Linked DNA regions of Homo sapiens: region 2 is linked to region 1. Evidence: chromatin loops called from intact Hi-C (ENCODE). Cell type or tissue: GM12878. All regions are shown on one strand. Each heading gives the region's core, and the rest is flanking DNA. Links, peaks and the distances in the headings are about the cores only.

Evidence for each region. A loop is a pair of places that touch in the nucleus more often than their neighbours do. Peaks named below come from ENCODE experiments on the same cell type or tissue, not always from the same donor. Only the 100,000 strongest peaks of a DNase experiment are listed, where the experiment ranks them.
Region 2: a loop joins it to region 1, with 3 times the contacts of the local background. A loop is called at or near these places in 10 of 110 quality-filtered maps.

Annotation. Positions count from the first base shown.
Region 1 is chr7:106,181,023-106,183,946 of GRCh38, reverse strand. No RefSeq gene overlaps it. Among named protein-coding and RNA genes, the nearest start is that of SYPL1, 70 kb to the right of the region's middle. RefSeq lists an enhancer at 2,703-2,924. In GM12878, for the core only: no CTCF peak of the experiment used is centred there; no DNase peak of the experiment used is centred there.
Region 2 is chr7:106,258,817-106,261,740 of GRCh38, reverse strand. It overlaps NAMPT (nicotinamide phosphoribosyltransferase), which reads left to right. Exons shown (of 11, transcript NM_005746.3): 8 at 34-153. Among named protein-coding and RNA genes, the nearest start is that of NAMPT, 25 kb to the left of the region's middle. RefSeq lists enhancers at 690-1,214, 1,215-1,741. In GM12878, for the core only: no CTCF peak of the experiment used is centred there; a DNase peak (open chromatin) is centred at 1,246; H3K27ac peaks cover 434 bases.

The sequences.
Region 1 (2,924 bases), core at 97-2,596:
ACAACTTAATCTTCTTCATTTTACCTTTAAAAACTTTTGCCTTATCTTCCTGAATACGCCCACACATATTCCCATTTCAATGCCCATTCCTGAATAAATCTTTCTTTCAGAGTCTCCTTCTCTGTTATTTAGGTTTGACACACCTATTAGAGTGCTTAAATTAAAAAGACTAAACATACTAAGGTTGGAGACGGGTGAATAAACTGAATTATCATACACTGATAGTGGGTCATTTTACAGACCCACTATATGTGGAACGCTGACTTTAAAAATAGTATGAGGCTGGGCGCAGTGGCTCATGCCTGTAATCCCAGCACTTTGGGAGGCTGAGGCGGGTGGATCATGAGTTCAGGAGTTCAAGACCAGCCTGGCCAAGATGGTGAAACCCATCTCTACTAAAAATACAAAAATTAGCCAGGCAAGGTAGCAGGCGCCTGTAGGCCCAGCTACTCAGGAGGCTGAAGTAGGGGAATTGCTTGACCCCGAGGGGCAGAAGTTACAGTGAGCTGAGATCACACCACTGCACTCCAGCCTGGGCAACAGAGACTCCTTCTCAAAAAAATAAAAAATTAAAATTAAAAAAATAAAAACAATATGAACATTTCATAATATGTTAAACGTACTCCTACTATTTGATCCAGACATTCCAACTGTAGGTATTTAGCCAAGATAAATGAAAATGTACATGCACACAAAGATCTACACATCAGTGTTCATAGCAGCATTATTTGTAATAGCACAAAACTGGAAACCACTTAAATGTTCATCAACAGGTAAATGAACGCCAACTATGGAATATCCATACCATGGATCTAACAGGTGAATGTCAACTATGGCATATCCATACAGTGGAATACTACTCAGCAATAAAAACAAAGAAGCTACTGGCACACAATTTATAATCTCAAAAACAAAAGAATGCTGACTGAAAGAAGCCAAACAAAAACATACACATACTGTATGATTTCATTTATATAAAATTCTTTAAAGTACAAACTGTAACAGAAAGTTGATGGGAGGAAGAAACTACAAAAGGGCACTAGGAAACTTTTAAGGATGATAAATATGTTCATCACCTGAATTTTGGTGACTGTTTTAGGACCTGTACATATGTCAAGACTTATCAACTTGCATAATCTAAAATGTGCAGTTTATTGTATATGTCAATTATACCTCAATGAAGCTGCTAAAAATTAACAACGGGGGAAAAGGGAATAAATGGTAACTTAACCAAACCATAAGAAAAGGAATAAAGAGGAACCAGCAAAATAAAACGAACAACAGGCTAGGCGCGGTGGCTCACGCCTGTAATCCCAACACTTTGGGAGGCCGAGGCGGGTAGATCACCTGAGGTCAGGAGGAGTTTGAGACCAGCCTGGCCAACACAGTGAAACCCCGTCTCTAATAAAAATACAAAAATTAGCCAGGCATGGTGGCATTCACCTTTAATTCCAGCTACTCAGGAGGCTGAAGCAGGAGAATCGCTCGAACCCAGGAGGCGGAGGTTGCAGTGAGCCAAGATCGGGCCACTGCACTCCAGTCTGGGTGACAGAGCAAGACTCCATCTCAAAGAAAATAAAAAATAAAAAAATAAAACAAACAGTGAACATACTTAAGTTGGCAGAAGGAAAGTGAGTATAGTTATCCTTTGTTACACTTGGGGGTTTGGTTTCAGGACCCCCACAGATGCCCAAATCTGCTCATTCCCAAGTCCCAAAGTCAGCCCTGTGGAACCTGCCTATGTGAAAAGTCAGCCCTCTGTTAAAGTGGGTTTCACATCCAGGGAGTACTGTATTTTCAATCTGAGTTTGGTTGAAAAAAATCTGCGTATTAGTAGAGTCTCCCAGATCATACCCGTGTTGTTCAAGGGTCAACTGTATTATCAGTTGTCACTAAATATAAACAAACTGAATTAACCCATTAAAAAACAGACTGTCAGGTTGGCTTAAAAACAAATCCAGCTATGTACTACATGCAAAAAAGAAATGTAAAACAAAGTGATTTTAAGAAGTTGAAAATAAAGGAGTGGCTTCTGATACTATGCAACCACAAAGAAAGGGAAAGTAGAAGCCTGTTAATTAAAGCAACCAAAAAAGATGATCTAAGTGTCAACTTCTGATTCAGAAAAATTAAAATTTCATAAATCAATCGTCTTGAATAGATAGGAGTTAAAACTTAAGATACTTACTAACATGATTTTACATAAATGGTGATCCAAAAGAGGGCCTATGTTGGTTTTTAAATTAGCCTACCTAAATTAACTTTTTCACAAGCGTTAGTCCTACTGGGAGGTTCTTTAAACACCACTTCTTGCTTTGAGGACATAGTTTAGTAATAAATTGTGTTGGTTTTAATCATTAATTTCCAAGGCTAATTGTTGTTTCTAAGTAATTATGTGTATTGAGAGTCTTTGGGAACAGATCATGATTTGTAATTTAACCCATCAGTTATTAGCATATTACAACTTGAAAAAGATTGAAAAGTATTAATGTCTTATTTTGCTGATCTTTGGAGGCCCACAGATGTGACAAATCTTGGATAAAAATGTATCTTCTGTTCCCTTTTCCTGTAGATGTAGGATTTGGGCCAATGCAATGATTGGCTCCATGTACTTTGTTGCTCTTTAAGGTTCTCATACTTGGTCCAGAGTTTCCATCAGGGTGAGGAAGAGGGAGACAAGGGTTGTATTCAGTCTGCAACATGCCTTGAATGCCACCTTCTACAAAATATGTGAACTCAATAAATACTCTTTGACGTCTTCAATCAGTCCTGCCAATGGGGTAGTCTAGAACTGTGGTTCTCAAACTTTGGCTTGCATCAGAATCATCTCGAGGGCTTGTTAAGATACAGATTCCTGGGCCCCTTCCCCAGAGTTCCTGACCGAATCTGATGTGGGGCTGAGAATGTGTATTTCTAACAAATTC
Region 2 (2,924 bases), core at 133-2,632, 78 kb before region 1:
TTATTTGTGTTGCATGTGTATTTTTCCATATAGGTTTTGGAGATTTTAGGTAAGAAGTTTCCTGTTACTGAGAACTCAAAGGGTTACAAGTTGCTGCCACCTTATCTTAGAGTTATTCAAGGGGATGGAGTAGATATTAATACCTTACAAGAGGTATGTGTTTTATATTAAAAGTTTCAATAAGGCATTTCTTATAATTAAGTTTGTTTATGTTTGATAAAGAACACAATATAAATACAATTTTAAGTCTTTGTAAGTGTTTATGTTGGTATAAATCTCTGTGCATTGCTTAAAGTTTAGAAATAATAGTAGTTTAAAATACAGAGGTGCCAGCCAAGCCATACTTACTCTTCCAGTTGTCATTGGCCACCCTGAATGATGAATCTAAAGAAGTATCATTGTGAAACAAGGAAATGTCAGTCAAGAAATATTCCTTGGAATATAAAACAAAGCCTTGACTCTGCTGGCATAGGTCTGAGTTTTCATAGACTGGAGCTTCACAAATCTGTAAAACTCATAATATTAATGGGTGCTTTTTCAGAAATTATAGAATAGCTGCCACCTCTTCTAAATTAAGCATTGACTGTCATCAGTATTAGATTTAGCCAGATAGTATAAGTGTTATGCAGGCGTACCTCATTTTATTGTGCTTTGCAAACATTGCATTTTTTTACAAATTGAAGGTTGTGGCCACCCTGTGTTGAGCAAGTCTGTTGGTGCTATTTTTCCAACATGTATTCACTTCATGTCTGTGTGACACATACTGGTAAATTCTCACAATATTTCAGACTTTGTCATTATATCTGTTATGGTGATCTGTGATTAGTGATCTTCGATGTTACTACTGTGATTGTTTTAGGGCACCACAGGGCACACCCAGATAAGGCAGTGAACTTAATTGATAAATACTGTGTGTGTTGTGACTCCTTCACCAGTTACCCATTCCCTTTCTCTGCTCACTTCAAGTTTCCCTATGCCCTGAGACACAACAGTATTTAAATTAGGTCAATTAATAACCCCACAGTGGCCTCTGAGTATTCAAGTGAATGGAAAAGTCACATCCCTCTCATTTTAAATCAAAACCTAGACATGATTAAGTTTAGTGAGGAAGGCATGCTGAAAGCTAAAATAGGCCTCTTAAGGCAAACAGTAGGCCAAGTTGTGAATGCAAAGGAAAAGTTCTTGAAGAAAAATCAAAGTGCTACTCCACTAAGCATATGAATAAGAAAGTGAAACAGCTTTATTGCTGCTAGGGAGAAAGTTTGAATGGTCTGAATAGAAGATCAAAGCAACCACAACATTTCCTTAGGCTAAAGCCTAATCCAGAGCAAGGCCCTCGTTTCAATTCTGTGAAGCCTAAGAGAGGTGATGAAGCTGCAGAAGAAAAATTGGAAGCTAGCAGAGGTTGGTTCCTGTGGTTTAGGGAAAGAAGCCATCTCCATGAGTGCAGAATGAAGCAGCAAGTGCTGATGTAGAAGCTGCTGCAAGTTACCCAGAAGATCTAGCTAAGATCATTGATGCAGGTGACTAAACAGATTGTCAGTGTAGAGGAAACAGCCTTCCATTGGAAGAAGGTGCCGTCTAGGACTTTCATAACTAGAGAGAAGACAACATCTGCTTTGAAAGGACATGCTAACTCTCATTAGTGGATAATGCAGCTGGTCACTTTTAAGTGGAAGCTAGTGCTCATTTATCATTCTGATAATCCTAGGACCCTTAGAATTTGCTGAATCTACTCTGCCTGTGCTTTATAAATGGAACAACAAAGCCTGGATGACAGCATGTCTGTTTACATCATAGTGTACTGAGTATTTTAAGCCCACTGTTGGGACCGACTGCTCAGGAAAAAAAAAAAAAAAAAAGATTGTTTCGAAATATCATTGCAGATGGCATCTGAGATCTGATGGAGATGTACAAAGAGGTTAATGTTGTTTTTCATGCCTGCTAACACAACGTCCGTTCGACAGCCTATCCATCAAAGAGTAATTTCAGATGCTATTATTTAGGAAATATATTCTTGGCCGGGTGTGGTGGCTCACGCCTGTAATCCCACACTTTGGGAGACCGAGACAGGCAGATCACGCAATCAGGAGATCAAGATCATCCTGGCCAACGTGGTGAAACCCCGTCTCTACTAAAAATACAAAAATTAGCTGGGTGGGGCAATGCATGCCTGTAGTCCCAGCTACTCAGGAGGCTGAGGCAGGAGAATTGCTTGAAGGGAGGCAGAGGCTGTAGTGTGCCAAGATCACGCCACTGCACTCCAGCCTGGGCAACAGAGTGAAACTCCGTCTCAAAAAAAAGAAGAAATATATTCTTAAGTCTGTAGCTGAAAGGGTTCACCATTCTAGATGCCATTTAAGAACATCATGCTTCATGGGAGGACGTTAAAATGTCAGCATTAACAGGAGTTTGGAAGAAATTGATTCCAACCTTCACAGATAACTGAGTCTTGATTTGACTTCAAGACTTCAGTGGAGGAAGTAACTACAAATGTGGTAGAAATAGCTAGATAACTAGAAGTGGTGGAGCCTGAAGATCTGACTGAATTGCTGCAGTCTCATGATTAAACTTGAACAGATGAGGATTTGCTTCATATGGGTGGATACAGAAAGTGGTTTCTTGAGATGAAATCTACTGCTGGCAAAGATGCTGTGAACATCGTTGAAATGACAACAAAGGACTTCGAATATCAGTAAAATCAGTTGATAAAACCAAAGCAGGGTTTGAGAGGATGCACTCCCAATTTTGAAAGAAGTTCTTGTGTGGGTGAACGCTATCGTACCAAACAGCATCGCAAGCTACAGATAAATCTTTCGTGATAGAGTCAATTGACGTGACAAACTTCATTGTTGTCATTTTAAGGCATTGCCACAGTCACCCCAAAACCTTCAGCAACCCTGATCAGTCAGCAGCCATCAACA